Linked DNA regions of Homo sapiens: region 1 is linked to region 2. Evidence: chromatin loops called from intact Hi-C (ENCODE). Cell type or tissue: heart right ventricle. All regions are shown on one strand. Links, peaks and the distances in the headings refer to the core of each region. The heading gives the core; the rest is flanking DNA.

Region 1 (16,770 bases), core at 3,686-11,685, 48 kb before region 2:
TGATTATTATGCATTGCATGCCTGTATCAAAATATCTCATATAATACATAAATATATACACCTACTATGTATCCACAAAATAAAGAATTAAATAAATAAATATAAATGAATCAACTGTTATATATACTCAAAAAGATAAATGAAACCATGGACAAAGAACTGAAGGATAAAAAAAGAATAAAGAAAAATGAACAGAACCCAAGAGACCTGTGAGACACCATCAAGCATAACAATGTAAGGGGAGTCTCAGGAAGTGAGGAGAGAGAAAAAAAGGCAGAAAGAATATTTGAAGACATAATGGTTGTAAAACTCTCAAAGTTGATAAAAGGCATAAATCTACACATTCAGGAAGCTTGATGAACTCCAGGTAGGATAAATACAAAGACAGCCACACTAAGAGAAATTGTAATCAAACTGTTGAAAGCTCTAGACAAAGAATCTTGAAATTAGCAAGAGAGTTGCAATTAATCACATACAAATGATCTTCAATGAAATTAATAACTGATTTCTTATCAGAAACAATGGAGGCAAGATAGCAATTGGTATATTTAAAATGCCAAAACAGGAGGAAAAAACAACCTGTCAACCAAGAATTGTATACCTGGCAAAATTAAGAAAAAAGTAAATTTAAGAAAAAAGTAAAATATTTCCAGATAAAAGCTGATAGAGTTTTTCACAAGTAGACCTGTCCTACAAGAAATGGTAAGGAGATGCCTTCAGGATGTAATGTCAGCAAACTCGATAGTAACTTAAAGGTGTACAAAAGAAATAAAACACACTACTAAAAGTAAATACATAGTCCTATAAAAAGGCCTATTTTATTGTATTATTGGCTTGTAACCCCTCTTTTTTCTCATATGATTTAAAAGACAGATATATCAAATGATGAATAAAAATCTATGTTAGTTTAGTTTACATACAATGTATAAAGATATAGTCTGTGACAAAAACAATTTAAAGAAAGAGATATGGAGAATATAAGAGCAAAGTAATTGTATACTCTTGAAGTTAAGTTGGTGTTAAATCAAGCCAGATTATAAGTTTAAGATGTTAGTTGTAATCCCCAGGATAACTACTAAAATATTAACTATAAAATATACAGAAAAAGAAATGAAAAGTATACTTCAAAAATCAAACACAAAAGAAGGCAGTAATGGGGGAATTGAGAAACAGGAAAGATAAGACATATAGAACACAAATAGTAAAAATGTCAAAAGTAAATCCTTTCTCACCCATAATTACTTTTAAATGTAAATGAGCTAAACTCTCCAATTAAAAACAGAGATTGTCAGATTAAAAAACAACAAGAAGATTCAAGTCTATGCTGTTTACAACACATTCACTTTAGCTCCAAAGATACAAACAGGTTGAAAGTGACGGAATGTAAAAAGAGATTTCATTCAAATTCTAAAAGAGAACTAGAATAGCTATACTAATATCAGTCAAAATAGACCTTAGGTCACACATGCTACAAGAGGCAGAGGACATTATGTATTGATAAATGGGGCAATTCATCAAGAATATAAAACAATTGAAAACATATATGCACCTAAGAGCTTAAGGTTTGATATAGAAAAGGGAATGAGCCTAGGTCGGTCTTGTACTAATTCAGTTTAATTTACCTCTCTGAGTTTCATTGTGTATAACTCTGCAAATCCTCTTTTTTTATAACATAGAAATTCCTTCCTACCTTTCTTTCTTCCTTCCTTCTTTTAGGAGGCAAGTTTTGAGTACCTACTTTTGACAAGCCCTGTGCTAAGTTCTGGAGATACACATCTCAGTAATTATAGCCCCTGTAATTGTAGACTTTATAGTCCAAGTCAGTAGCTTTCAAATTTTAGTTTATATGAGAATCCCCTGGGAGGCTGATAGAAAATACAAACTACTGAGCCTCACCCAATGTGTCTGATTCAGTAGGCCTGGAGTGAGGCCCTAAGACCTGCATTTCTAACAAACTTCCAGGAGATGCTCATGCTGCTGGTTTGTGGACCGAACTTTGAGAACTACCCGTCTAAGTCATGGATTCTCCATTTTGGCTGTACATTGACATCACCTGTGAGCTTTAAGAATACCAAGGCCTAGGTCTCATCTTCAGACTTAAATTGCTTGGGAGTTGCCTGGTCATCTGGATTTTTTTTAAGCTTCTCACATGTTTCTAATACAGAACTAAAGCTGAGAACCACTTCTCATTTCTGGCTGCTTATTACAACCACTTGGAAAGGTTTTAAAAAAAAATACTGATGTCTAGAAAGCATTATGGATTAATGCAATCAGAATCTCTGAGAATTGAGCCCCAGCACTAGTATTGTTGAAAAACGTCTAGTGTTGTTCAACTAATTTGAAAGTTTAACCAGAGCTGAACTCCATCTAAGCAAAGGTAACATACAATGAGTGAAGGAGAGAGGTAATTTTAAATGTCATCTTTTTTTGTTTGTCCTTTTAAATTATCAAGAAGCAGACAGGAACATAAATGGAAAACCAAGTCTCCCATAACCTACCACTATAGTATGTCTATTATAATCATACATTTTTCCTATCCAGTCTTTGACCATATGTGTGTATTTTTATATGGATCATATATGTGTAATTTGAGATTCTGCCAAAAAATTTCTTTAAGCCACAGAATAACCTTTTAAAAATAATAAGTAAAATGGGTGGCATTGTCGGATTTTCTCCATGTTCACTGAGGAAAGATAACAAGAATAAACTTGATCTCAGCAGGATAATTTAGGCTTGTAACTGGAAGGACCTTCCTAGTCAGCAGAATTAAACTGCTCAAGGAGAAAAAGTGGTGATAAACTAGGATATGGAACGAGGAATCAAAGTCCTATCTAGAAGCCAGATGATGGGAAAATGGCCACAGAGAGATGATCTGGGACTTGGCAGGGACTGTTCCAGGTAGAATGCTGAAGACCGTTAGTGGAGAGAATTTGTCTCTTCATCTGTATTTCACTTAGAATCTCCTGTGTGTGGTTCAACATTTTGTGGTGGTTTGTGGATACACTTTCTAGTCTAAAGGAATAGAACTAGATTAATATTTTCTATTGTAAAATTTAGTATCTTTAACTTAGAACATAATATAATTATGAACCGTATAACTAAGTTTTGCAACTCATGCAGGGGGATTATAGATAACCCTAGAGCACTCATTCTTTATCTGTTCTAAGATAGTCGGGATATGAGCAGTTGAAGACATTCCTCTTAGTTAATCCAAGTGGGTGCCAAGACCCATGCACTGGAGAGTTGAAACAAAATACAATGAGTCTGAAATTTCAAGCAGAAGTTCAAGCGTCTCTTTCTATTCTGTCTTGATACATTGCATTGAAAGAACTGCTATGGTTTAATTCTATCAGTGAAAATAACAGGGTTTGTGATGTTTTTAATTTATTTTTCCCTCCCCACATTAACTTTCCTCATTTGTGTTTGGTAAATTTGCTTCAACTGCTCAATTTGCATGAGGATTAAATTTCATTAACAGATGCAATTAGAAAGTGGAATTTATAGAATAAGTCTTCTTTATACCCTAACCTAATTGACATAAGGATTACCGATGTAATTGACTAGAAATCCTTTCAAGATAGTCAAGCTGACATTTAATAGTGTTTTTCTCTATAAAATTAAGAATGTTCACTACAATCTACATATAAGAACTAATAAGCCTATTCCCTCCACCCATCACCTAAAATTATAGAGCTAGGTCAATTTTATATTCTTGCAGCAAAAAACTCCCCTGGCATGAGGTTGAACAAAGTCTAGTTAAGCTTGCTATTTTTTTCCTTTTAGTAGACCCTCCCTTGAGTAAAAAAAGATAGAGAAGAGCAAACGGTCTTCGCTAAGTGAACTCATAGCTTAGCCAAAGTCTTTCAGAGCTGAGTACGGAGGGGCTGCCTCAGTGGGAAGCAGAAATTAAGACCTGCTCCTCCATACATCCTACTTGCATCTTTAGCCTCGTTTCTTTACAGCAGTTGTTTGCAACCTTGGCTGTACATTGAAATCACCTGGAGCACCTTAAAAATTGTAATGACAAGACCCCACTGTAGGATTCTAATATACTTGGGCTGAGATGCAGTCCACACTATGTGAGTGTGAAAAGCTGCTCAGCGGTCCTAATGTTTGGTCGTGGTTAAGAGCTGCTGCTTTACAGTAAGCAGTACTTTGCCTGTGGCCAGGTAAGGCAAAAATGTGCCTGGGGACTTTGGGAAAAAGAAGCAGGTTCTCTCAGTAAAAGCTGTGCTCCGGCAGAAAGCCGGTTAAGTGTTCCTTGCTGCCTATTTAAGAAGTAACAGTGCCAAGGCAATCCCATTTGCTCTGGCCATGTGATAATTAACAATTGATATTTGTGTGAAGCCAGCCTGCCTAACAGAATGGTGTGCAGTCTTTCAGCCAAACAGTACACTGGCGCTCCTCTGTGGACTTAAAATTGCATTCTAAAAAAGTAGATGGCATTTTTAATAAGCAAAACCCCAGTTTAAATATAACCAACTGAAATTATAAGTAATTTGGTAATATGACTTCATGTGGGGGTCATCTTAACATTAATAATACCTGAAATGAAATAATTTCTAAAATATTTCTAATCTCAAATTACTACCTTTGGTGATATTTTGGGTGATAGACTATTTTTACAAACTAGAAAAGATTCTAAATCAGGAAAAGTACATAACTGAGGTCTGGCTTTTTGAAGCACACACTCACTTTTTTTATGAAATACCTGTTTGCTGACCATGGTGTAGGCCATTAATGTCATTACCTCTACCACTTGAATAAAAGTGAATCCTTTTGTAGCTTATAGTGTGTAAACCTATGAGACTTATAGTATGTAGATGTATGATACTGACAGCCAAAACAGTATGCATATTATGATAAATCACTGGGTAATAAAGTAGCCAATTTGGAAAATTCTCAATTGGAGTAGTCCTTGTGTGTTGGCAAATAAGACTTGCATTTATACAGTGAACAAAAAAGTTTGCTTAAGAATTAGGAGCAAGTAATTGATTTTTTAAAAATGATGTGGTTCTGGTGGAAGTAGTATAGCCCTACCAAGTAGAAAAAAAGCAATCAATTTAATTAAAAAGTCTCAGCTGAAAAAAAATTTAGTTCCCATCTATAGACAGGGGCTCTGTCCTTAGATACAGCAGGAAGATTCAAGACCCCATCATCTCTCTCCTCCCACTTCTCAACCTCCTCTTGGTGTGTTTCATTGTCCAAACTCAAAAGGAAGCCAGGAGGTGAAGGCTGGCTGATGCGGTTCAGAGAAGTTTGTCTCCTGGACACAGTGCAATATGGAGAAGCTAGAAAGTAGGTCTGAAAACAGAGACAATTTGACTTTTTGCAGATGACATGATTGTATATTTAGAAAACTCTATTGTCTCAGCCCCAAATCTTCTTAAGCTGATAAGCAACTTCAGCATAGTCTCAGGATACAAAATCAATGTGCAAAAATCACAAGCATTCCTATACACCAATAATAGGCAAACAGAGAGCCAAATCATAGTGAACTCCCATTCATAATTGCTAAAAAGAGAATAAAATACCTAGGAATACAACTTACAAGGGATGTGAAGGACCCCTTCAAGGAGAACTACAAACCACTGCTCAAGGAAATAAGAGAGGACATAAACAAATGGAAAAACATCCCATGCTCATGGATAGGAAGAATCAATATTGTGAAAATGGCCATACTGCCCAAAGTAATTTTTAGATTCAATGCTATCCCCATCAAGCTACCATTGACTTTCTTCACAGAATTAGAAAAATTTACTTTAAATTTCATATGGAACCAAAAAAGAGCCCACGTAGCCAAGACAATCCTAAGCAAAAAGAACAAAGCTGGAGACATCACACTACCTGACTTCAAACTATACTACAAGGCTACAGTAACCAAACAGTGTGGTACTGGTACCAAAACAGATATATAGACCAATGGAACAGAACAGAGGCCTCAGAAATAACACCACACATCTACATCTTTGACAAACCTTACAAAAACAAGCAATAGGGAAAGGATTCCCTAGTTAATAAATGGTGTTGGGAAAACTGGCTAGCCATATGCAGAAAACTGAAACTGGATCCCTTCCTTACACCTTATACAAATTTAACTCAAGATGGATTAAAGACTTAAATGTAAGCTCTAAAACCATAAAAACCCTAGAAGAAAACCTAGGCAATACCATTCAGGACATAGGCATGGGCAAAGACTTCATGGCTAAAACACCAAAAGCAATGGCAATAGAAGCCAAAATTGACAAATGGGACCTAATTAAACTAAAGACCTTCTGCACAGCAAAAGAAACTACCATCAGAGTGAACAGACAACCTACAGAATGGGAGAAAATTTTTGCAGTGTATCCACCTGACAAAGGGCTAATATTCAGAATCTACAAAGAGCTTAAGCAAATTTACAAGAAAAAAACAAACAACCCCATCAAAAAGTGGGCGATGGATATGAACAGACACTTCTCAAAAGAAGACATTTATGCAGCCAACATACATATGAAAAAAAAGCTCATCATCACTGGTCATTAGTGAAATGCAAATAAAAACCACAATGAGATACCATCTAACACCAGTTGGAATGGCAATCATTAACAAATCAGGAAACAACAGATGCTGGAGAAGATGTGGACAAATAGGAACAATTTTACACTGTTGGTGGGAGTGTAAATTAGTTCAACCATTGTGGAAGACAGTGTGGTAATTCCTCAAGGATCTAGAACCAGAAATACCATTTGACCCAGCAATCCCATTACTGGGTATATACGCAAAGGATTATAAATCATTCTACTATAAAGACACATGCACATGTATGTTTATTACGGCAGTGTTCACAATAGCAAAGACTTGGAACCAACCCAAATGCCCATCAATGATAGACTGGATAAAGAAAATGTGGCACATATATACCATGAAATACTATGCAGCCATAAAAAAGGATGAGTTCATGTCCTTTGCAGGGACATGGATGAAGCTGGAAGCCGTCATTCTCAGCAAACTAACACAAGAACAGAAAACCAAACACCACATGTTCTCACTCATAAGTGGGAGTTGAACAATGAGAACACACGGACACAGGAAGGGGAACATCACACACTGGGGCCTGTCAGTGGTTGGGGGGTTAGGGCATGGATATCATTAGGAGAAATACCTCATGTAGATGACATGTTGATGGGTGCAGCAAACCACCATGGCACGTGTATACCTATGTAACAAACCTGCACATTCTGCGCATGTACTTAAAGTATAATAAAAACTTAAAGTATAATAAACTTTATTATACTTTAAATATAATAAAGTATTATATAATAAAGAACTTAAAGTATAATAAAAAATAAAAAAAAGAAAGTGGGTCTGAATAGGCAAACAGAAATATATGGTATATCTGTTTAACCAACAGCTTTCCTCTCCTTTCTCTGGAAATGTAACCAGCTAGAAGACTGGAGTAGCCATGTGACTAATTCTGACTAATGTGGTGTAAGTAAAAGTGGCAAGGTAGGACTTTAAGGAAGATTTTTTTTCTCAAGAGGATATAGACCCCAGAACCTGTGTTTTGTCCTCAGTCATTTCCTCCTTCATGATACCTGCAAAACGGAGGTGAAGATTGAGGTTCCAACTGCCATTTTGGACTGGATTTAGGCAAATTTGCATTTGGATGTCATTGCTAAGGATGGGAGAGCAGAAATTTACAAGAAGTGTGTGCACTAGTGACTAAAGCCACCACAGCAGCGCTGGATTCCTCTTCTGAATTTATTCCCTGTGAAGGAAAATTAATCATTATATATTAAAAAAATCAACAGTTCAAAAGTTTCATCTCATTATGTATTTGCTATCAATTATATAATTAAAGTATGATGTAGGAATTTTTAAATCATCGCTTTTAAATTTTAAAAATTAGTTCTAAGACCCCAAACTATGTGCAATTTTACAAAGTATATTTGACTGCCTTACAACAGGCTACTATCTACTTAGGTATTGTGCTTACTTCAGATGAAAATTGTGCCTTATCAACAGGTGGAAACAATCATTAAATATTAAAAATATTTGCTTAATGTAGCAAGTGAATGGGTGGACGAATCATCTCAGTTTCTATCGGGTTTTCAGCATGTGAACCTAGTGTTTACCTTGTCAAAAAGTTGATTGTTTCTAATAAGCAGGATAACAGATATTCTAGCACCTTCAAAGTCGAACAGAGCTGAGAAATGAAGTGTGACTTATCCTGTGGAATGTAAAAAACAACATTTTTTAGGAAGCATGTGAATATGAATGAGAGGATGATCATCATTTAAATATCACCAAATAAACATAACATTTCTGTTGGGCATCTTTTGAGCAGTTAGATTTTCCATGGAATATGTTCCAGCTTTGTTTTGCTTGGTTGGTAATCATAGCACTGAATTTAATAAATAGATATTATTGAATTTCCTTGGAATGTTCCTGGTGTTGTAACATAAATTTAGTGCTTAACTGGCTATGATATATGGCTACATATCTATAGTACTTACAGGTGGTGAAGTCTGTTTTAGGTTTTCTGCACTTCGGTTACTTAGCTTGAGCTATCTTGAGATTATAAATCACTTCTTTTTTTTTTTTTTTTCAAACTACACATTCATGACATACAGCATCAACAGAAGATGATTTATTCTGTGACCCTACTGGCAAAAGAATATATTGATACTATAATTTTGCTAGGTGTCATTTGTTCTTGAGGGTTCCTTGTGTTGGTATGCAATAGCAAATTAATCCAGAATTGCAAGGTAGAAGGAAATATAACAGAACTCGTAATTCTGATCCTGAGTCAGTTAGCTGAATAACTTGATCAGATCACATCTAATTTTTCTCAATGAGAGCACTACTGGCATCTCAGGCCATTGTGTGATATTGGCCTGGGCACTGGCCTCACAAACACTGCAAAGCAGTAGCACTTTCAGCCAGTTAAAATGTCACGGACTTCTGCAGCAGCCTCTTGATTTGTGTGTTCCAGAACTTGAGCTCCAGGGACGATGGGCCAAGTTTGGGAGCAAGTACTAGAGTTTTAACTTAAAGTTAAAAGCGGAGGGGTGCTAAAATGTTGACTCTGATACAGGTCTGTGGCAATTTAATTCCATTTCCCCCTCTGTCTTGAACCCCTTCTACTTGACCACTAACAGTTTTTAGCCTAAATTATCCGGATACCCAAGTCTTCACTTCATTCTCCCCTGTGGACAACCCAATGCCTGGGAACATGATGTTCATAAGTTTAGTATTCTCCAATACATCAAGATCTTGATGGAAAATCTCTCTAAAATAGTAATGGGAAAAATCTTCCCTCCAAAATTCCAATTATTTTGAGTGAACATCATCATGCATATAAAACCAATGTCACTGGCATGCATCAGAAACTTTAATTTAACATAGGTTAGCAATAATCATTAGTAGTCGAAACTTCATTGCTGATCAGTAGTGGGATGGTGCCTGTGAATAGCCACTGCACTCTAGCCTGGGCAACATAGCAAGACTCCAACTCTAAAACACATAAATAAATAAATACTTTAAAAAAATCATTAGTAGGTGGTATGTTCCTTCTCTACTTAAAAGCAACCAATGTTGAAATGTCCATTTGAAGTTGTTAAAAATTTTTAAAGACATGACTTAGAAATTGCGACTTAGCAACTAAAGCTGTGACTTTGAAGTCAATTTATACTTTAAAGGGAATCTATTATCAGTTAAGTTTTCAGATCTCATAACCAAATTGGAAATCTGAAGAAGTCAGAAGTTCTAAAATGCAGTGTTTTGAAAGGACATTGATATATAGTTGTGATATTGTCTTAGCAACACATTTTTCTTTAAAAGAAGAATTTCTTCTTGTATTATCAATCCTTAAAATGGGTCATGTATTCTTGGAAAACAGGGTATTCATGCAATCTTTAAAACACCGTCTAAACTTCAAGTGAACTTCAAACAGCCCAAACCAAATATATGCTGGATAAAGTGTATTGTGGTTACTGGAAAACTTTAAAATATGAAACATTCCTATTGCTGTTGGTATTTTACCTCTGAGAATTTTCTAGCCAAAGTTCTATTTGAACAGAGGTCAAAAATCAGTTACTGCGTGGGCTTTTCTTAAGGGATGAATTTAATGAAAGGGCCTAGTTATTGCAACATATGCTGCCTTCATTTCAAAAGATTTCCTTAAAGCATAATGATTAAAGCCTGTGGAGAAAAAAATTTGTACTTTTCAAAAGCTCCATGAAGTACCCCACAGAAGGAAAAACAAAGTTCTGAATCCACATATAGAATGAATAAATATTCCTTTTAGCTTAAAAGTCATAAAAATCATTAGTTATTTTTGCTCCCTTTTATTGAAAGTGTTTTAAGAGTTTTAAAAGACCAGTGTACACTGTATCAAATATTCCTGCTTATTTCCAAAGAAAAGTGAACTGCTTTATTTTGAATTTTTTTTTTTCTTTACACAGAGTAGGGAAGAATTCAAATGTTCAGCAAGTATTCTTAAGCACCTAAGTCATTGCACTAAAGTAAATCTCATTTGATGGCTCTCTTAAGGTGGATTCTCTAGAACCAAAGACTGAGAGACACTTTTGGGTACAAAGAGTTTATCTGGAAGGTGATGTCAACAAGCACCAGTACAGCGGGGAGAAATAGAGAGAAGGAAAGGCAGCAAGGCAGCCAATATGGTGTGAGTTAACAAGCAGGTTACTATTGTGGACAACTGGAAGCTAATCCCACTGGAGTATTGGGGATGAGAGGTTATAACACAGATCTTACTGTTATCCCACATGAGGGGCAAGGGAGCAGAGGTAGTTATCCACCAACAGGTTTTGATTGATGGATGCATCTGGTTTGTAAGGGAGCTCTCCCTTGAAATGCTCTTTCATTCAACCACTGCTGCTCATCCCATACTTGGGCCTACTGGACACCAGCAAGAGTGCCTTTAGGCAGAAAGCTTCAGTTGTTTGCCTCGAAAGTCATCGTAGGAATGATGGGAACTCAGAAAATATTGCCAGGACACTGACTACATCTGCCACGGTGAAAAGCTGTCTCTAAAATCCAACTACAAAGTAAACAAGTATTTCCCCAAAAGATAAATGTTAATAGTAAAATACATATCAGAAATTATCCAAACTGTCTAGTAATCAGAAATTAAAACAGGATTAATCCAAATTGAGGGGTATTTAATTATCAAATTTTTATAAAACTGTGATAAAGCCTAATATGGCAGGGTACTGTTGGTACTAAGAATATTATTTTTAAAAGCCACTTGGCATTGTGTTTCAATAGGTAAATCAATGTTCACATACACTGACCTAATGATTAAATTTCTAGGATATAAGTATGAAAGAAACGAAATAAAACTTGAAGAGAGTGACAATATCCTATGTGTCCACAAAAATAGGGAAATGATTAAGTAGATTATAGTGTATGCAATCACTGATATTTTTATAATCAATAAGATTAGGGTTGTTAAGGTAAGTATTAGCATGAAAATAAATGCTTATACTGTAACAATAAGTAGAAAAATGATGCACAAAAGTATACATGCATTCCAGTTGCAGCTATCTTATTTTTCAACAGCATTAAAAACTACTGGAAGGAAATACATCCAAAAGGCTAATAGTGATTAAAATTTACTACCAGTGTCAATTACAATGTTTTATTTGCAAGGAACAGAAAATCCAACTCTCACTGGCTTGAGCAATGAAATATATTTCTTCATGTAACTGTGTAACTAGAAAGCCCAAGGGTTGGGCTTCAGGTTTGAACCAGCCAGCAGCTCAACCAGGTCATTAAAGGTCTGGTTGTTTCTCTTCACTCTTCCTTAATGTTTGCTTCATGCCAAAGCAGGCTGTCCTCTTGGTTGTCATTTTGATGCCAACAGAAACTAGAACTAGAAACTAGATGCTTCCATGCTCACACTGAGGGTCAGAATGAGGGCTTTTATCCCTCAACCATTGAACAAAATTTCAGAGGTCATCTTACTATCAGCTACAAGCCTGTCGGTGAACCCAAAACTGTGGCTGGGGGATAAGATTGGTTGTAAGCAGATCAGGGCACCCCTCTGCAACAGTGGTGGAGTCAATTCCCCTCTAAGTCTGTGGCTTCCACCCAGTGAGGAAGGTAGAGAGTGGGTGAAGAGGAGACAATGCCAATATCTACGGTAATATATGAATATATATAGGTATATATGTCGTTTTTGCATGTGGGTGCATATATGTAAAGATACATATATACGAACACACCCATCAACAGAGGAAACACAACTGCACTTACCACGCTGATTAATTTTTTTATTTACTCATTCAGCTGACACCTACTTTGTTCCAGACACTATCTTAGAGACCCCAGAAACAACAATAAATAAGACAGTTAAGGTCCCTGATCTCACGCAGCTGACACCTACTTTGTTCCAGACACTATCTTAGAGACCCCAGAAACAACAATAAATAAGACAGTTAAGGTCCCTGATCTCACGGAGCTGAAATCCCAGTGAAGGAAGACAGGCAATAAGCAAATGAGTTCATGATCAGGAAAAATGGTATGAAGTAACTAAAGCAAGGTGCCAGTTGGAGTAACCAGGTGTATTTTGTTTTCTTTTGAGTGGTTAGAGGAGGACTCTTTGAGGAGGAGACATTTAAGCTGAGATCTGTATGAAAAGAAGAGCCATCCAGGCAAAGATCAGGGGTCTGGAGCACACAGAGAAGAAAGCTCATTAGTACAAAAGGGCTTTAAAGTCAAAGTAATCCTGGGATTTTGGAGAAATCACAAGTCCTGTGAAGCAGAGCCATGGTGTATGAAAAGTGGAATGGAATAAAGAGAGTGTGGAATGGTATGTAGGCACCAGGTCATGTAAAACTGTGGAGACAATGGTTGGAATTTGGGTGTCATGCAAAGAGCAAGGAGACTCATTTGAATGTTTTTAGTAGAAAAAGGGAAATACCTATTTGTGTTTTTTAGAAATCTGTTTGGGAGGCCAGGCATGGTGGCTCACGCCTGTAATCCCTATCCCAGCACTTTGGGAGGCTGGGACAGAGGGATGACTTGAGGTCAGGAGTTCAAGACCAACCTAGCCAACATGGTGACACTCCATCTCTACCAAAAAGACAAAAATTAGATGGGCGTGGTGCCACACACCTGTGATCCCAGCTACTCGGGAAGCTGAGGCAGGAGAATCACTTGAACTCGGGAGACAGAGGCTGCAGTGAGCTGAGATCATGCCACTGCATTCCAGCCGGGGTGACCAAGTGATACTCCGTCTCAAAAAAAAATAATAAATAAAAAATAAAGGATCTGTTTGAGGATGGTTTATAAGATGGCTTGTGGAGAGACAACAGGAAATTCAGGCCTGTACTTGTCTAGGCAAGAGATGGTGACGACTTGAACTAAAGAGTAATAGAGGATTGAGAGGAATGGAAGGCCTGATGTATACTGTGTGGAGATAATGCCCTATGTCCTACTGATGGAGAAAGTCATGGAATAAAGGCTAACTCAATTATTTTATGTGAGCAACTGGTGGGTTGATGGGCTGTGACCAAGATGAGGAAAACGAGGGAAGATTTGGAAAGAAAGGGAAGAACTAAGAACACTTTATGGACATTTAAAGCTCGGGGTGTCTGTTAGTCATTAGGGCTGATTACATATTTGCTGGCACACTCCAAAAGTGAAACTGAGGGGCCCTTTTCCAAAAAGCAATGGGGGAAGTGCCAATAAAGATACTAAAATAGAACACTTTTCTTTCTTCTGCAATCTCTCTCTTGACTGGTAATGGTATTTTTTTAAAAATTACTATTTAATGTCATTCTAAGTAAAAAAAAATTAAAATTGTTTATTACGAGTTTTAACATTCATTCTTACATTGTGCAATGCTATTTTCAGCAAATAAAATGCCATTTTAATCATTTAATTTATATACAGAATCACAAAAATTATACAATTCACATTTCATAGATAGTACATGCCTATGTTTTTTGTTCTTATCAAGATAGAGGAACTACTGTACAAAACTAGTATCATTGTTTTTATTTTACTTCTTGATACATGAACACCCTACCAGCCTTCTGTACCTTCAGCTTACTTATGAGAAAGGAAGGACTGGAAAGAAGGGGAACTCTGGGTTGTTCCATCTTTCTCACTTTTTCTATGTCATTATATTCAGTGTAATGGTTGGCTAATAGAAATAACACATAATGATTAGGATTATTGGTGTTTCATGTTTTAGAATGCTATTTCTGCATTTGAAGCAAGTTCTGATTCTAATGGAAAGCATGACTTTTCATAGATGTGAGAACCTGGAGATGTAACACTTTTATCATGTAGTTGGTTTGAGCCTCATTGAACTCTCATTGTGGATCCATGGACATTCTGTGCACCCGAGCATTGCAAATTCAATATGTGAGCAGGGCAGCAAAGAACAATGGACATGTATCTTGCACATATCTCCTCTGCTTATGTGCATTCTCCATTGTTCGATCAGACTTCAGTTACAAAACACAAGCTCAAAGATAAAATGATGGAGAATTTCAGGACAATGACTGCAGAACATTAAACTAAGCATGGGTCCTTCTGAGTACTGGGCCCTGTGTGACTGCAGAGGCCTCACACTCATGAAGCTGGCCCTGCATTCATGTGGAAATGTGTAAAAAATAGATATTGAAGTCGGGAGAGCTGGTGAAAGGTCATTTTTGGAGATGTAGGCTTGGGAATTATTAGTATTTATATATTTAATATTTAGGGCATAGACAGGGTGAGACCACCTACAGGGAGTGTGCAGATGAAGAAAATTTCTCAGAAAAGAATCCTAGACACTCCAGTAACACAAAATGCCGTGGACCTGAAAAGTATATTGAGAAGGAATGGCCAGAAAAGTAGGAGGATAGCAGGAAAGTCCAAAATTCTAAAACCCATTAGAAGACAATAGTTAAAGTAGAGGGATATGATCACTTATCTTGAAAGCTACTGAGATGTCAAGCAAGATGAGAAAGGAAATGTCATTATTGGATTTGCCAACATAGGGGTCATTGGTGACCTTGGTGAATACAGCCTCTCTAGAAAAAGGAGGACAAACATTCAAGTGAATATTCAGGAGATAATGAATGGTGAGAAAGGAGACAGCAATGTTGACAACTTTTTCAAGAACTTTAACTAGGAAATGGAACAGAGAAATGGTGCTGTGTTTGCCGAAGGATGGGGTATCAAGGGAATGATGTCAATATGTTTGGCAGCAATTATTTTCAATGCTGCATACTATTCCATTCTCTGAACCTATTGTAAACTATATATTCATGAGTGTTTAGTATATACACATACCTCTGTTTTGCAAAGCAGTTTGTCATGCTACTACCATCAACAGGGACAAGAGGTCCCAATTATTCACATTCTAATTCAAAGTGTGAGACTCTGGCCAAATGATCCTTCTGACCTCTCTGTAAAAAGACCAAGTTCTAAATGACTTTGGCTTTCACTTTGATCTCTGTTAATCAAGATTTACTCTGAGCTCCCAAAGGCATAAAGAGCTTTTTCCTTCTGGTTTCTTGCTTCTCTCCAAGCAGGACTTTGGAGTATCAGTGGGTGATTACAGTGATAGTTTCCTTCATGGCTTTCAGGCCATGAACAAATGAAAACAGAACAAAAGGCCAAGAATTCCATGCTTCTGTAAGTCTGTTATTTCAGGGTAATTACACATTTACATTTTTGCAGCTAGCAGCTGATGGACATTGTGCAAAAGGGAAAAAAAGATAAATGTAGATTTTTTTAAGGTTTTCTTTATGACTTTGTTTTTAAAGACTACTTTGTGTTTGAAACATACAAATTAGAGCTCAAAAGTTTCCAGCAATTAGTTTACACAGCAAAAGAGAAGGAATCAAGGCCAAAGAACAATCTTATTTAAAATGCTGTGGTTGGCCTGGCATAGTGGCTTATGCCTGTGATCCCAGCACTTTGGGAGGCTGAGGCAGGCGGATCACCTGAAGTCAGGAGTTCAAGACCAACCAATATGGGTGAAACCCCATCTCTATTAAAAATACAAAAATTAGCCAGGCATGGTGGCGAGCACCTGTAATCCCAGCTACTCTGGAGGCTGTGGCAGGGGAATTGCTTGAAGACAAGAGGCAGAGGTTGCACTGAGCCAAGATCATGCCACTGCACTCCAGCCTGGGTGACAGAGCGAGACTCCTTCTCAAAACAAAACAAAAAAATGCTGTGTTTAAGAAGAGGGTATCTGAGGATCATGGAATTTTAGTCACAGAAAAAAACAGAAATACTAAGTGTTTATTATTCTTAATCAGTTTCATCACATGTAGGTCCTGAGTCAAGGACTTGAATGAAAATCGTTTATTTTGAAGAAGTTCCCAGGGAACAGCATTAGAAGTATGTCGAAGGGAGGAAGGGAAGTGATGTAGTCAATAAAGGATATGTTATCAAGCCATTACTACTGTGGGCAACCAGAGTCAATCCCACTGGAAACTGGGAGGCATGATCAAATACAAGCCTCAGAGTTTCCCCACTGGAGGTGCAAGGGAGCTGGGATATTTATCCACCAACTTTCTTGAGTCATTGGTTGATGGTTGTTTCCAGGAGACATCAACTCTCTTGCACTTCCAGCCTGTTAGGCCTTAAGCAGGCTCTGGCCATGGAAAAATCACTTCAACAGAAAAGATATAAAGGCTGATAGTTAGAAGTCGAGTCCAAATTCAATAAGATGGTAAAGAGAGACACAGCTGGGGAATCAACAGAGGCCTGTAATCGGTATGGAAGGGACAATAGTCGTTAAAACAAAGCTCCCTC
Region 2 (16,770 bases), core at 3,835-11,834:
GTGCCTTCATTTCCTCCTCTAAAAGAAGAAAGCCAGTAACAGCATCTCCCTCAAAAAACTGATAAAAAAAAATCCACAAGGTGCCTGACACGGAATAAACTTCATCAATATTATATGACAACCACTAGTATGATTACAATTATTATTAGTGCCCTAATGCTACCACTAGTATGATTACAATTATTATTAGTGCCCTATCTACCCAACTCAATATGCTAGTGTCTTTTTTAGGATATTTACAATTATATTTGTAAGTGAGATGGCCTATGTTGTCTGTGCTTACATCAATTCTGTCAGGCTTTGAATGAGGGACTTGATGGCTTCATAAAATTAAAAAGTTCTGCATCTGTTTATTTTATTACTAAATGTAGAATTTATCCTTGTTGTGATAGATTGACAGAATTTCTCTCAAACCTTTATGAGCCCTAAACATTTCTTTAAAACAACACTTGGAAAAGTATTTCAAGGTCTTTCTTAATTTTTGATCTGTTGTTAAAAATTTCCCTTTCTTTTGGATCAGTTTTGGTAATTGCTACAATTCTAGAATGAATTGTTGGGGAGCATGCCTAAAAGTAGACACCAATAAGGGAGTTGCTCTAACAGTTTAGGCAGGAGATGGTTCCCAATTCTAAATCCATAGCTTTCCCTAATATCGGGCTTGATAAATAACAACACAGTACCCCCCATTTATAATGCCAAAACCAGGGAATTCTCCTGAATTTCTTTCTTTCCCTTAGCACCATTTACCACAGTCCCACATCCCATTCCTCAGCCAGGCCTGTTGCCTCCATATCCAAATTACATCCAACGCATCCACTTCTCTCCATCTCCATAGACCTCACATTAGTCCAACCTCCATGAAATAGACTCAGTTGAAATAGCATCTTAATTGGCTTCCTGCCTCCAGTTTTGCACATTGGCAGACAAAGTGATCTTCCAAAAATATAAATTAAATCATTTCACTCCCCTGCATTAAACCTAATGGACTTCTTTTGTGTTTCAAATAGAAATCTAAACTCCATCCCTCTAAGAGCCCTTGTGACTTGGATTAGAATTTGCCCTTTGCCCCAACCACCTCATCACAGATCACTGTGCCGCTCTCTTGCTATGTTCCAGCCTCTCTGGACTCTGTGTTCCTGGAGCAAGCCAATCCGTTCCCACCCCAAGGTATCAGCACCTCCTGGAACTTTCTTCTCTTCTCCAGACTTTGGTGTAGCCCCTTTTTCTTTTATCTAATGTTCCTACCCCAATCCACTCATTATTTTACCTTACCCCATTTTATTTTCATCATTGACTTCTTCTCTGAAATGTTCTTGTTCATTACAGTTGTGTGTTTATTGCTCTTCTACCTGTAAGCATTATATGCATTATTTACATGTGCCTGACACATGTTTTGCCTTCATTAAATATGTATTGCATGAATGAGTGAGTGAATGAATGGATATAGTCAGAATGATTTTAAAAATGAATAGACTGAGGAATTTAAGAATTAGAATTTTTAAAAGTTAGATATAAAAATGATCCCCCAAACTGATATGAGGTAATGCTTATGTTAAATAGCTTGATTTAGCCATTCCACAGTGAATACATGTATCAAGACATCATGTTGTACACCATATATATATACAATTTTTACTCGTCCAACAATTTTTTTAATGACTAGAATATACAGGGAGCTGGGAGTGTGTGCTCTATCTCTATGTACTTGGGTGTGATTACAGGATGTGTAAAATGTAGAGATCATCAAGTTGTGTACTTAAAATTAATGCATTCTGTGCTCTTTAATGCATGCATGTTATTTCTTTAAAAAATAAAACCATAAATACATGTTTAAAATAGCCAGAGAGAGCACAAAATTTAAATAATATGTGTAACTTAAAAGCTTCCATTTTTACATAGTCTAGGACCTAATATCACAGGCAAATTTAAAATTTCTTTGAAAATGAGCTTTGGGATTCTGTAAAGATTTGGGGCTCTACCATGTGGTTGATAAACAAAATTACTCTCTTTACTCAAGGACCTAAATGGACTTTAAAATGAGCTGGAAATCAACTCTGGCTTCAAGGAAAAGGGTATACCCACAGGGCAAACTTGTTTTGCCTCAAAACATACTTTATCATGTAACGTCCCATTCCTCACCCAAATTAGATAGCCTTACATTATCATGTGACATCTGTTAAATAACTCAAATAAGAAAATAGTTCCTGATATTTAGATAAGGATACTTAGATTTATAGGGTATTTTCCTGCATAAGACACTAATGACTTTTATAAAATGTTTCATAAATGTGTTTTGTGAAAACACAAATATGAGTCAGCTGGCATAGCAACATGCACAGTGTAGCAACTCAAACATTTTCTGAATAAATAAATGAAGGAATGAGGATAAGAAATAAAAATATTAGAGGTAATTATTTGGGTTCCAGATAGAGCTTTATTTTAATTATAGTTTCTTAAATTTGAATGAATTCACTATTTTACCATAATCAGAAGACTGCAGCAATCATCAATTGCACAACAGTGATGGCCTCTGTAATTTGGCACTATTAGCTCCTGAAATGTATTGAGATGTATAAATATAAGCATCTTAATCTTTTCAATATACCCTAGCAAACTGGCCCTAGCATCCCTAGGGCTTTCGGAGCTAAGGGGAAGTTAAATGCCCTTCTCTTATTCCCTGCCAAAATAAGAAAAACTTTATTGATTTGAAAGTGTTAATTTCCTCCAACTTTTCATATATGCAGTAGGCATGTCAACAGAGCAAAAATAGTCTTAGCTATTGGAAATGAGGCTACAGATTTTATTAGGTTGGTGCAAAAGTAATTGCGGTTTTTGTCATTACTTTCAATGGCAGAAGCTGCAATTACTTTTACATCAACCTAATAGATTGACTTATGTCATAACTATACATTTCCCAAAAATACAAGACATGGTTCAAACATTAATATTTGTGACTTAGAGCATCAGAATGAGGAGATTAAAAGTTTGAAAATGCTCCAGCACTTGGATGAGGCAAGAATAGTGAGGTACAGTTTAAGAGAGTTAAGAATTAAAAGTCTTTATGCCAAGCTAAATGTGTCCTTCAAAAGCTGTGCATGTTATGACTGCTGGCTCCAACGCATCTATCTAGTCAGTCTCTGCTATTTTAACCATCTTTTTTCTCTTCAATTTACCACCTATTATTAGGCCAAGAAAACTTGAGCATCTGTCAAGAGTAAAAATATTTTGAAGTTTTCTTCAAACACACTGAATTCCATGATTTACACATGGTTCTTTTTTTAAGAGATGGGAGTCGTGCTGTGTCAACCAGGCTTAAGTGCAGTGGTGCGATCATAGTTCACTGAAATCTCAATCTCCTGGGCTCAAGCAATCCTCCTGCCTCGGCCCACTATGTAGGTGGTCAGCCACCTACAGGTGTCAGCCACCATGGCCAGCTTCATACATGTGTTCTGAAGCAACTTTTTTGAAAGCATGGTATACACATCACAAAGGGTGCACAGGTACTTTAGGGTGAATATCTGTATTTGCACACCAATAAATTAACCCTTCTAATGTAAACAATTCAGTGGTTTTTAGTATATTTAGTATATTCATAGATGTAAAATGAGCATCAGTATATAATTTTGGAATGTTTTCATCACTCCAAAAAGAAACCCCCTACCCATTAATAAGCATTCTTCCCTCCTTCCTCTTCCCAGACCCTGGTAACCATTTACCTTTCTGTCTCTATGTGTTTAACTATTCTAGAAATTTCATATAAATGGAATCATATAAAATTATGTTGGTGCAAAAGTAATTGATGTTTTTGCTTGTGAAAGTAATGGCCAAAACTGCAATCACTTTTGCACCAACCTAATACCTGGTATGTAGTGACTGGCTTCTTTCACTTAGCATAATGTTTTCAAGGTTAATCCATGTTGTAGCATATAACAGTACTTCATTGCTGTTAATTGTCAAATATTACTCAATTGCATGTATATACCATATTTGATTTTCCATTCATCAGTTGATAGACATTTGGATTGTTTTTATTTTTTGGCTATTATGAAAAATGCTGCTATGAACTTTCAGGTATAAGCTTTTGTGTGGACATGTTTTCATTTCTCGTAGGTATATACCTAAGAATGTAATTGCTGGGTCATATGATGGCTGTGTTTAACATCTTAAGGAGTTGCAAACTGTTTTCCAAATTGGCTATGACATTTTACCTTCCCACCAGCAGTTTATTTGATAAATTCCTTTCAGATAGAATTCATAAATATTTTCTCCCATTCTCTTTGTTGTCTTTTTACCTTCTTGATAGTGTCCTTTGTAGCACGAAGTTTTTGTTTTTTATAAAGTTCAATTTATCTATATTTTATTTTGTTACTTGTCCTCTTGGTTATGTAAGAAACCATTGCCTAACCCAAGATCTCAATGACTTATACCTAGGTTTTCTTCTAAGATCTTTAGAGTTTTAGCTCTTACATTTAGGTCTATGATAAATTTCAAGTTGATTTTTGCATATAGTGTGAGGTAAGGGTCCAAGCTCATTATGATAATGATGAGAAGTTTTATTTTAAATAAACATATTTTAATGTATGAAATTTGCTAATTTAAAGAAAAATCTTAAATAAATGGTAAACTATAAATATCTAAGAAATGTATCTCTTTTCAGGTTTTCTAGGAAAATCAACCTAGGATTTATATTAGTAAGGAAATTTATACTTAAAATTTTACTTTTATTTATTTTACTTTTTATTTATAGAAGGTAAGGATGAAATGATGAAGTGGGATAGAGGTTGACACCTATATATGTGCCAAGCTCTTTGTGAATGTAAAATTCTATTTTAAGGAAAAAAATATTGTGTTTTGAAGGCTAAGAAAACATGTATACAAGAAACTAAAATGGTGCCATTGGGCACCATCTTCTTTAATTCTTAGTTTTAAAATTCAGGGAAATACTTTGGTTTTGATAAGCTTAAGCCTAAGTGTTGAAAAATTCTTAAGTAAGGTTTAAAATTAAAACGACATCAGTAATTGTTAATAAAGGGATCACCAAAAAAGGCTTCACTATAGTCAGTTCATTCACATCAAGTTACCTAGTCAGTCTGGGTTGATTACCTTAAAATGTAAGAAGCCTGTATTATGACTTTATTTTAATAATAAAAAGGTCCTTTCAGTTCTAAAAACATGGCTATATCATGTTTTTTACTTCTTGAGCCTATAAAAACAATTTCTTTATAAGGACTAGGATAACCAGGAGGCCTAGTAATATCAACTAAAAAACATTTTATTGATGAAATAGTTTACAGAGTTTTATTGACCGTGCAGGAAACATTCAGGGACTCTTCAATCAATTCTCTTAGTATTTCCAGTGGTAGTTTGAGAACATTCCCTTGGCACTGTTTCTATATCTGCAAACTTTTAAGAGACGTATTAGCTGGGCATGGTGGTTCATGCCTGCAGTCCTAGCTACTCGGGAGGCTGAGGCAGGAAGATTGCTTGAGCCCGGGGGATAGAGTCTACAGTGAGCTGTGATGGTGCCACTGTACTCCAGCTTGGATGATGGAGGGAGATTCTGTCTCTAAAAGGATAAATAAAACAAACTAGAGATATATTCACCTCAAGTTTTCTCTGTTGAAAAACCAACTAGCTTTTAAGGAAGTTTGTAACTTCCTTAAAAACAGTTAGTTGGCCTTTCTCTGTGCTCCAAAAGCATTTATCCCTTTGTCCTAAAAGGATCTACGTATTTTCCTCTTCTACCAGATCATTAGAAGCTTGAGGGCAAAGACTGTGCCACATTCATAAACATAACCCTGGTATAGAAAATGGCAATAAAGGCATAAAGTTTGTTGAATGAATAAAAAACACAAATGAAAAAGTATGTTTATGGTATTGGTAGAGCTCCTGGAACATTCATTTGCATATAGGTGAATCAATTATTGTAGGAGAGGTCGCTTCAGTAAATGTTCAGAGTTTTCCTGGGATTCTATGACATAAAGATCCACAAGTCAGCTTTGAAGAAGGCAGCTCTCAAGCCCTCATCTTTGCCGTCCATTGGATGGAGGAAGGGTGGCATAGCAACAATGGTTGTTTCACTGCTTAACCCAACTCCCTGTAGTAAAATTCCAGAGGTTTCACCAGGAAGTCCAACTACACTCTGGTTTACATATTCCATAGGGATTAAATGTCCTGTGCTCCATAGGTGCATTGGATTATCGCGCATCCACTAAACCCCATAGATCTGTAGATTACCTTAGACCTTTCTGCCCCAGTTACTGATTGAGCCACATGTATCAGGTTGTTTAGGTTTCCATAGCCTCCCCTGTGCTCTTGAGAGCTTAAAGCCCCTTCCCTAGCAGAGCTTCATTACACAAAAATGGAACTACCAACCTAATTAATGACACAGCCATACTTCTTTCTATAAGAAGGACATTTTCTGAAGTCAAATACTCTACCCCTGAGCTGTACCCGCAAGAAGGACATTTTCTGAGACAATCTGAAGAAAGTCACCATCTGTTAATGACTTTTCAGGAAGAATTTGGGGTTCTAACTAGATAACCACATTTCAGTGTTACCCTTAGACATGGCCCAGCTTAACACATGAGTGAGCAGAGACAGATCTGGATGTGAGATGTGTGGGTGGGTACAAGCCCATTCTGTTTGCTTTATTTTTAATGATAAAGCAGTAGAGCTTGGAACTGTGGATATTGGCTCTATTGCATACATGAAATGTGTAAATGCTCGTCTCTTTATTTATTTAAAAGAAAAAATAATATGTTGAAAGGCACCACAAGAAGTGCCCAATACTGTCCAATACCATGCTGAATTCATAATTTCTTCTATGTATAAGGAATTGTGTGCCACACACTTAGCCTAAACAGCAATCATATAAAATGACATCAATGACCACAACTATCAATTATGATATTTTTATTCAAGTGCTCAGGTATTAGAGCATAACAATTGCAGAGCCATTTCAGGGTTTTCTGGGGGTGATGAGTTTAACAATGGACAACATTTGGGTACTGAACTTCAGGGACATTAGCCGTGTCTGTTAGCAACTCTGCAAGTTGCTTTTGCTGTATTTGAACTTACAAGGTACAAAATATACCTCACAAGGGGAAATTCAGAAGACAGTCTAATAGGTGGCTCCCTTCTGTGCTAATATGTGACTTTCAATCCATGTCATAAGATTCTTATAAAAGGTTTAGCATTTGTAAGTCCTCATGTATAGATTGAAAAGAAACTATCAGCACAAATTCCCACTGAAAAGAAAACTTGATTCTTAGTTGTTTTGAAAAATGATTTTATTTTTATATTTTTCTCAATATTATAGTAAGGAAATGAGTTCATGGTCTTGTAAGCATTTATAAAGTATATAAAATGATGAAGAGAAAATAAATTCCTGTAAATTGAATATTTTTATAATCTCAAGGTAAGGAAAGCTTTTTTATACATGGCAATAAATCAGAAAAATTACAGTGAAAATATTGATAGAACCAAATATAAAAAAATTAAATTTCTATAGGAGAAAATGCCACATCATTTGACATTAAACCAAATGATACATTTGAAAAAAATATTACAACATATATATCAGGCAAAGGGTCAATAAACACTTAAGCAGCCCAAAAAAAGGTTGTTTATAAATCAATAAGAAAATAAATCCTACTTGAATAGGGGGATTATAGCCTTAACAAACTCTTTCTACTCTAAAAGACATGTGAATGGCCAATAAATAAGAAGATATATTTCCAATAACTAGTCATTTTAAAACACAAATAAAAACAGTAACAAGATATTCTATTATTTTTCAGCAGACTATCAAAGATAAAAAAAAATTGTCAATAACCCATGTTGGTGATCTCACATGCTGTAGGTACGATAAGTTGAAATATCAATACCTTTGGCCCTGCAATTACACACCAGGAATTTATCCTAAGTAAATTATCATTCAAGTATTCAATTATATATATATATACACACACATATACACATACACACACACAGATGCTCATTGAAGCATTGTTTATAATAATAAAACCTGTCCAATGATGAGAAATATGTTAAATAAATTATGGTGCATCTATATAGTAGAATACTACAGAACCAAATTAAGAGGGAAATATATTTCTATATTTATAAATATTTTATCAGTATATCAGTAAGCAGTCAAGTTACAAATAAATATGTTTACTTTGATTCTAGTTATGTAAAATTCTGTGTGTGTGTGTGTGTGTGTGTGTGTGTGTGTGTGTGTGTGTTTATGTAGAGAAATGTCTACAACTGCACCATTCAACTTGGTAGACACTGGCCTCATGTTGCTACTTAAATCTGAATTAATTTAATTTCAACCAAATTAAAAATTGTGTTAGCCACATTTCAAGTATTCAATAGCCATGTGTATCTAGTGGCTACCATATTGGACAGCTCAGATTTGGAATAGTCCCAGCATCACCAAAAATTTCTGTTGACAGCACTGGTCTGGAAAGATGTTCTCCACCATGTTTTTAATGGTTGCTTCTGGCTAGTGGGATCTGGAGTTAATTTCATTTAATTTTCTAAATTGCTTGAACTTTTTATGAGCATGCAATTAATTCATATTCAGAAGGTTCTGTCATCTGGAAAAAACTCACCTATGATTCCACCATGTAGAAATAAGCATTGTTAATATTATGTTGTATTTCCTTGCAGTCTTTGTTCTAAATGCTCATAGTTGCACAGAATGACAATATGTACATGTTTTTAATGTTGTATTTATATCTAATACACCATAAGCATTGTATCTTATTCTTTAAAGCTCTTCATAAACATTACTTTAAAAAGCTGCATACTGTTCTGTCTAATGTCCTTAAATGATTTTTGTTATATATGTTGCCTTGAATGTACTAAAATATTTAAGAATTTTGCAAATCAGTTGGGTTTGGGAAAATCAAATTTATAGGGAAGACAGTGATTTATAGTTCTTTTGTTATATGTAGAGGACCATCTAATACATCACGCTTTGGAGATGCTTTTTTTGTTCCAAATCACTATTCAAAACCACCTTCACAAAACATAATAGCTTTAGAAATCAATGTTTTTGATAAAGTGCCTTTATTTTCAAGTATCCACTTTCCCTACTGAATGCAACAATGCACAGACATCTTTGTTATTATCCACCTTCTGAGATTTATCCAAAATGTGTCACCTCTCTTTGAATCCCTTTAGAAACCATTCTTTGATGAACATACTTTATTTGGCTCTCCTGGACAACATTTTGATAAATATAAAATGACTTTAACACAAGAATCAAAGGGAAAAAAATTTCAGAATTAAAGAACAATGACCTGAAATCCATGGAAGAGGAGCACGTGTAACAAATTTACTTGACATCTTGCTCTGCAAGTTGCTTTTGCTGTATTTGAACTTCTCTCCGGAATAAAACTGAAATCAGGGGCTTTGTGTTCTATACCATACCCTGGTACATAAAACCTTTCCAATTACATTTATGTTCTCCTAGGAGGGATGGCCCCAAAGGCACCTCAGACTTTGCATATCAAAAACCAAACTCATAATCATAATCATACCCTGTACTCCTCCCCAACAGGGTCCTTCTCCAGATCTCCCTGCCTCTCTTGACTACAACTCCTTTCTCTCAGTTACGCAGTTCAGAAACCGAGGGTTGTTACTGACACCTCCATTTCTTCAACCCCAAAACTGAATCCAACATCAAGTCAAGCTGATTTTGCCTCTTACATATCTCTCCAAATCTGTCCCCCATATTCTAGCAAGTCACATTCCATCCTTCCCCCGTTTAAAGCCATTTGGTGGCTTCCCCTTGCTTGAGGGCTTAGAATGCCTTGACAAGAACAAACCTTACTTCCTTGCAGAATCTGGCTCCTTACCTATACAGCTTCATTTCACCCAACCTTCTCTACTAGCTTTTAATTTTCTCATCCTTGCTGCTCTTCCTCCTACCACAAGAAATTTGCATAACATGCTACTCCACTGCCTGAAGTGCTTCTTACTAAACCCTCCTTCATCTAAGACTCTTCTCCATCTTTCAAATTTCAACTCATCATATGCTTGTTTAGGGAAGCCCTCTCTGATTTCATTAATTATGTTAGACTCACCTACTAAACTCTTTTGCACACATTAATGAGGCTGTTTGATTAATTTAATGCCCGTTTCCTTGCCAGAATGTAAGCACCACCAGGGTGTAAGCATCTGTTTTTGTTCACTGATGTAGCTCCATTAACTAGCACAGTGCCAGATAAATAGTAGGTGCTCAATAAATATTTGTTTACTGGATGAATAAAGACCATGAGACAGATGCCCCCAAGCACAAGGAAAATGCTGAGTCTTCTACAAAAGAATCTTGGAGCACTGGTCAACAGCAGAGCCTCTCTAAAGAAACAGATTCCCCCATGAGGAGAAAGCTGCATAAGTCATCAAACTTTATAGTGAAATATCCTAATTACATTTCCCTTTGAGTTGGACTGTACTGTATGTACTGCACTCAGTATTCCCCAAGAATAGTTTGTATCTGAGATATAGAGCCCAGGAGGCTAGGCCCAACAGGACTATTCTTGGGGAATACTCAGAGTGGATTCTATTTATGTATCCCAGAGAAGGCCTAAGGAGAGAGATCTTGAAAGCATTCATGATGCAATCTCCTGCTGGGAAGAAGAAAGCCAGATGGGAGCTAAAAATTGATGCCAATAAGAGATTTGGAGCAATGCTGTTCAAACTGAGGCCTTTTCCTGTTTCCCAGGAGCATAGAGTCATCCTTCTACTAAGTTTTAAGACTTACAGACCACCTGTAAATGTAACTGGCAGTGTGCTGAAGCCAGCTTGTACCAGTTCATGAGAGCCAATTGTTAAATGTTTGCTAAATTTGCTACAGATTGATACACACAGCCATTATGATAAATTAAATAATTTAAACTTAAAGCTAAATAAATTATACTAAAAATGCAGGTAATGAATACTCAAAACTCATCACTTTCTAATTATTTTATTAAATGTTATGATTAAGTATGATTTTGAGGCTATTTATAGTCTTGTAGCTCTATGGTGAAATTGTGTGCTACTTGATCTTTTTTTCAATTCTGAATTCAGTGAGATCATCAGGGTGGCTTGAAATTGGCTATGTTGGGAGTATTTACACCATGGAAAACAGTAAATGCTAACATTCGGGGATTTGGAGGCTTTTGTTGTTGTTGTTTTGGGTTTTTTGGTTTTGTTATTTATTGTTTGTTTTGATTTGTTAAAAGCCTGTTGTTGAACATTTACCGGCATACCACAAGAGGCAACCAATTCATGGCCCAATGTAATCTGTCTTTTTGTACTTCATTGTTGAAATTACCTAGCAATACTAGGAAATCTTAGGTCGAAGTGGAATTGTGAATCTTCCAATCGTCTAAACCACATTTCTTCTAAACTACATTTCACAAAAACATATTGGGTGGGACTCGTTTGAGAAAAAAAGGTTATATATATATCTTTTTAATCCCATATCATATACTGCTATTTTTTAAGTACCTAAGATAGTGTTTGGTATAAATTAACCATATAGAAAATATTTGAATAAATTAATTATAGGAGTCAAGAAGTATAATAATTTGAGTTAATTCTTGACAATAGGATGATTTGAATTCTCTTCATATAAAATGGGTGGCATTATAATTCATTTCAAAATATTTCATGCATTAAATATCTTCTTAGGAAGATGCAAGAACACTTGACTTCCCAGTTTTCAAAGGATTTTAAAAATCCTCTGGGAAAATATTGGTTGGGGAGAGAAATGATGGCTGTGAAGAGGGAGATGAAGAGAAAAATGTGAAAAAAGTGAACGAGATTTGAGAACAAAAGGAAAAAATAATTGCCTAAAAATTAATCAGTGCAGGCCAACAACTAAAAGAAGTGACTAATGTCCTGGGAATATTTACTGCTTTTTTGTAAAATTTTTTTAAAATTAAGAGAGCTTTACACTCCTTAAATTTCCTTTCTATTCCCTATTTAGAATTGTACTGGCTGGGTGCAGTGTGTCACACCTGTAATCCCAACACCTTAGGCAGGCAGAGGTGGGAAGATAGCTTGAGCCCAGTGGTTCAAGCCCTGCCTGAGCAACACAGTGAGACCCCATTTTCCACAAAAAGGAAAAAAAAAAAGTTAGAATTGCACTAACAATTCTGGTGATAGCTTTTACAATCATATAACATAACTAACAATAGACACAATCACATAACTCACAAGACAATTTTTTTCTTATTGAAAATTGAGGTCTTAGAGATGACAACTTTGGTCTTCATGTATAATGTGTTTTGATGGATCAATAGTAAGGCATTTTAGAAGACATTTTCTTACTTTCACCTCAAAAGAAGCACACACACACACACAAAGGCATATTGAAGACGGGGCTTATTTAAATGCAACTAGTTATTCCTTATAAAAGTAGACATCAAACCTTATCAAGGCTTTGAATTGTTAAGATCTTTATATCCCTGTGTTTCTGATGGTATATTATTGATTTTTATGTATTATAGAATATAGTTAACCCATGTGTATCTAGAGTAACACAAAAGGTATATAAATAAAACAAAGGAAATAAATCTGAAAATCAAATAGTATTTACTCTTAGAATATTTTTATAACTTTCAGCAAATACGTATTCACATCTATATTTAGCTTTATAGATAAATTACCCATTTACTTCAAACTCCTTCAGTTACCTGTAGTGAACTGGTGGGAAATTTTCTCGCTCCTTTTAACTCCTACAATCATTTATAATTTTAAGAAGAAAAAGAGGCCGGGTGCGGTGGCTCATGCCTGGGAAGCTGAGGCAGATGGATCATGAGGTCAGGAGTTTGAGACCAGCCTGACCAACATGGTGAAACCCCGTCTCTACTAAAAATACAAAAATTAGCCGGGCGTGGTGGCATGTGCCTGTAATCCCAGCTACTCAGGAGGCTGAGGCAGGAGAATTGCTTGAATCCGGGAGGCGGAGGTTGCAGTGAGCCAAGATTGCACCACGGCACTCCAGCCTGGGCGACAGAGCAAGACTCTGTCTAAAAAGAAAAAAAAAAAGAAAAAAAGAAAAAGATAAGTATAAGCTAACATTTATTTCACTGCATTTTTTCATAGCATTCTTAAAATAAGTAATCATGTCAGACTCCACAAAAATGTATTAATTCTTTATGTACATGTGATACATTAGAGTTTGAGGATTTAATTTTGATCACCACACTAATGATATAAGGTGAACAGACATTGCTATTATCATTGTTAAAGCTTTGAGAATATGAGTTGCCTAATTTACAAAGCTAGTTAAATGGAAGAACCAGGAACTGAAAAGATCTAGAAATGACTTGTCCTTTAGCACTCTTTAAATTAAGCTTCCCATGGAAAAATGAATTAAGGGAAAAACAAAATTAAAGTGCAAATGTTTAGAATATAGGTAGTCAAGTATACACAAACCATGAATATATTCCTAAATGTGCACACAAATATACATACTGATCGACAAATCTCAAAGTAAGTAAATGGATATACATACATATACTAAAATGTTCTTGTCTCTATAAGAGATTAAAGTATTCAGTATGTTCCCCCCATATTGTGTTTCATTTTCATTTGTAGAACTTTTCAGTGTCTGGTTCTTCCATTTAACTAGCTTTGAAAATTAGGCAACTTGTATTCCCTGAGCTTCAACTTAGTTTTCCCTCAAGGTGGATGATAATAGCAATGCCTGGTCACCTTACAGCATTAGTGTGGTGATCAAAATCAAATCTGCAAACTCTAATGTGTCACATGTACATAAAGAATTAATATATTTTTGTGGTGACTGACATGATTGATTACTTATTTTAAGTATACTACCAGCTATTAATTTTTTTTCAAGTACTCACAACTTGTTATGTGCGGCTCTCAGCCCTTAACATATAATGATTCATTTATTTCCCATAATAACCTTTTTAAGGGGACACTACTATTATCCTCATCCCACAGTTTGGAAAACTGAGGCACAGAATGATTAACAAAATTTTTTAAGTTCACATTTCTTCAAACGACAGAGCCGGAACTCAAAGCCAGACAGAATGCAGGCTGTCTGGCTGGGCACGGTGGCTCACACTTGCAATCCTAGCATTCTGGGAGGCAGAGATGGACAGATCACTTGAGGCCAGGAGTTTGAGACCAGCCTGGCCAACATAGCAAAAACTCAACTCTACTAAAAATACAAAAATTAGCCAGGTCTGGTGGTGTGCACCTGTGGTCCCAGCTATTTGGGGGCTGAGGCCTAAGAATCGCATGAGCCCAGGAGGTAGAGGCTGCAGTGAACTCAGATTGCACCACTGCACTCCAGCCTGGGTGACAGAGAAACTCTGTCCCCTGCCCCCACCAAAAAAAAAAAAAAAAAAAAAAGAAAAGAAAAGAAACAGAATACAGGCTGTCTGCTGTTTTCCTCCATGTGTCAAAAGCTCACAGCATAGATGATGGATTTTCTTAACAAAGGGAACATCGTGTTTGTCATTATTAATAAATTGTCATCCTCCTTTTTTGATATGTTTGATTTTAAATTATGCTCTGAGGTTTTAGAAGCCCCTTTGACACATCTAACTATAGCACAGTACCATGGAAGGAAGTAGATATCATTACAAAATAGGAAAACTTAAATCTCACCAATAAAGAACTCATCAACTAGGGAGATGCTGCGGACTCATTGTAAAAGTGTCTGTGCATTCTATTAACAAACAGGCGTCATTATGATAGCTAGAAGCATTGACCTTGGATGAAAGTTGAGGGGAATATAATGCTTTTCATGCTTTGTCGGGGGTTTAAACAGGAAGGCACATAGGATCCTAATTGTCTGCTTTGCACACACCATTACCCCTCAGGGCATGTGGATTTTTTATGCATTGCAGTGGTAAGGGCTGTGCATACAAATTTTGCTGGCAGACAGGTGGTAGCATATGTCAAAAAGACTGGGGGGATAGTTTAAAACATGGCTGAAAAGTTGTCTATACTTTAGAATTTTTAAGTTTGACAAATACTGACTCAATGAGGAGGAAAAAGCTAACTACTTTTTCCATTGACTAGTTTTCAAATTGCTATAGTTCATGCACTTTTATTTTCAGCAAGGATGATTGTACAAATAATGATTAAAATTGACCATTTAGCTTCGACTCTTTGCTAGGAAGGCAAGCACTTCCATGAGACCACCTTTCTTTCCTATTTTGATTTCTCATATGCATTATTTTATATTTTTAACAAACTGCCTAAAATATCGCTAAACAAGGTAACTTGAATGAGTGCTATTTAAGTTTTATTCTGCCAATTGAACTATTTGCACTATTTTATATAAACTGCATCAAATTGGATATACTTTGTAACACGGTGTGATATGGAGAGGGCTTAGAGTTTACCATCAGGTGTACTTGGATTCAAATCTCCCTTTACACCATTTTATAAAACTGAGCAAATTACTTCATCTTTCAGCACCTCATGTGAAATTGGAATAACAATAGCTATTTCTCTGTGTTAGTTTGCAGATTAAATAGGTGGAAGAAGATACAGAACAGCTGGTGTGGTAGTTGACACAGTCACTAATTAGAAGAACTTGTTGTTATATGTATCATTTTTATAGAGAACTGAACAGAGTCAGCACTTTGGGAGGCCGAGGCAGGCGGATCACGAGGTCAAGAGATGGAGACCACCCTAGCCAACATGGTGAAACCGTCTCTACTCAAAATACAAATTTAGGGGGTGGTTGGTGGCGCGTGCCTGTAGTCCCAGCTACTCGGGAGGCTGAGGCAGGAGAATCGCTTGAACCAGGGAGGAAGAGGTTGCAGTGAGCCAAGATCACGCCACTGCATTCCAGCCTGGTGACAGAGCAAGACTCTGCCTCAGGAAAAAAAAAAAAAAAGAATCTTAGTAGCCTATCTGATGAAATTCTTTCAATTATAGATCCCATAGAATACATGAAGATTAATCAATATTGAGATAACATTTCCTTATTTCCTATAATCACTTCTTTAATGTTGTAACAGGTGTATTCAATCCATTGATATTCTATTGGCTCACTCACAGAGGTTACCTAAAGAGAGTTCCCATATAGTCCTAAGAATGTTTTCCGGCTATGGAAATGCAAGAGAGCACACCAGGAATGACTGTCCACCAGTGATGGATGAGACTGAACAGATAAATGCTGCAGTTTCCAGGCTACTTAGGGACATCCTAAGATGTGTTCTTCATTCTGTCTCCAAATGGCACTAGTGTTTTGAGCCTCAGTTGCCCAAAATGGTAAACCGCTAAATTAACACAGTCTTTAAAGACCTTCTTCCCTCCTTGTCTTACTTCCCCACTCCTCACTGTGCTTTCTGCAATCATCTCCAAAATAAATTACTTGTCCTCAGATCTTTGATTGGGTCAGCTTCTGGGGCATCCAGACAAAGATCCTGTCTGCCAAGCATGTGTATTGCAACCTGGGAAACTATTAGATTGGTGCAAAAGTAATTGGGGTTTTGCCATTACTTTTGCACCAACCTAATAGCTCAGGCAATGCAACTTTTTGAAATAGGTAATAGCAGCATTTTCCCAGCTCTGAAGCTGTCTCTCCACATTCTGAGCCCAATTTTCTTGGTCCAAGGACTGTGGATACTTTATTTCAATCCCATTTTCTGCTTCTTCTATGGTCAGCCTGCCTGAATGCCCTCCAGCAGCCCCTTATCTTTCCTTCCTTCCTAGCTCTCGAAACTGCATTAAACCAGACCCTGAGCTTGTTCCTGGAGATGAGGAAAATCT

Evidence for each region. Hi-C counts contacts between places; a loop is a spot of excess contacts. Peaks named below come from ENCODE experiments on the same cell type or tissue, not always from the same donor. Only the 100,000 strongest peaks of a DNase experiment are listed, where the experiment ranks them.
Region 1: a loop joins it to region 2, with 2.7 times the contacts of the local background. A loop is called at or near these places in 2 of 110 quality-filtered maps.

What each region holds. Positions count from the first base shown.
Region 1 is chr20:8,558,235-8,575,004 of GRCh38, forward strand. All of the region lies in intron 3 of PLCB1 (phospholipase C beta 1), which reads left to right. LOC124904867 (a long non-coding RNA gene) reads right to left here. Exons shown (of 3, transcript XR_007067519.1): 1 at 12,388-16,770; 2 at 8,118-12,301; 3 at 6,793-7,750. Among named protein-coding and RNA genes, the nearest start is that of RNU105B, 260 kb to the right of the region's middle. In heart right ventricle, for the core only: no CTCF peak of the experiment used is centred there; no DNase peak of the experiment used is centred there.
Region 2 is chr20:8,606,379-8,623,148 of GRCh38, forward strand. All of the region lies in intron 3 of PLCB1 (phospholipase C beta 1), which reads left to right. Among named protein-coding and RNA genes, the nearest start is that of RNU105B, 220 kb to the right of the region's middle. In heart right ventricle, for the core only: no CTCF peak of the experiment used is centred there; no DNase peak of the experiment used is centred there; H3K27ac peaks cover 1,695 bases.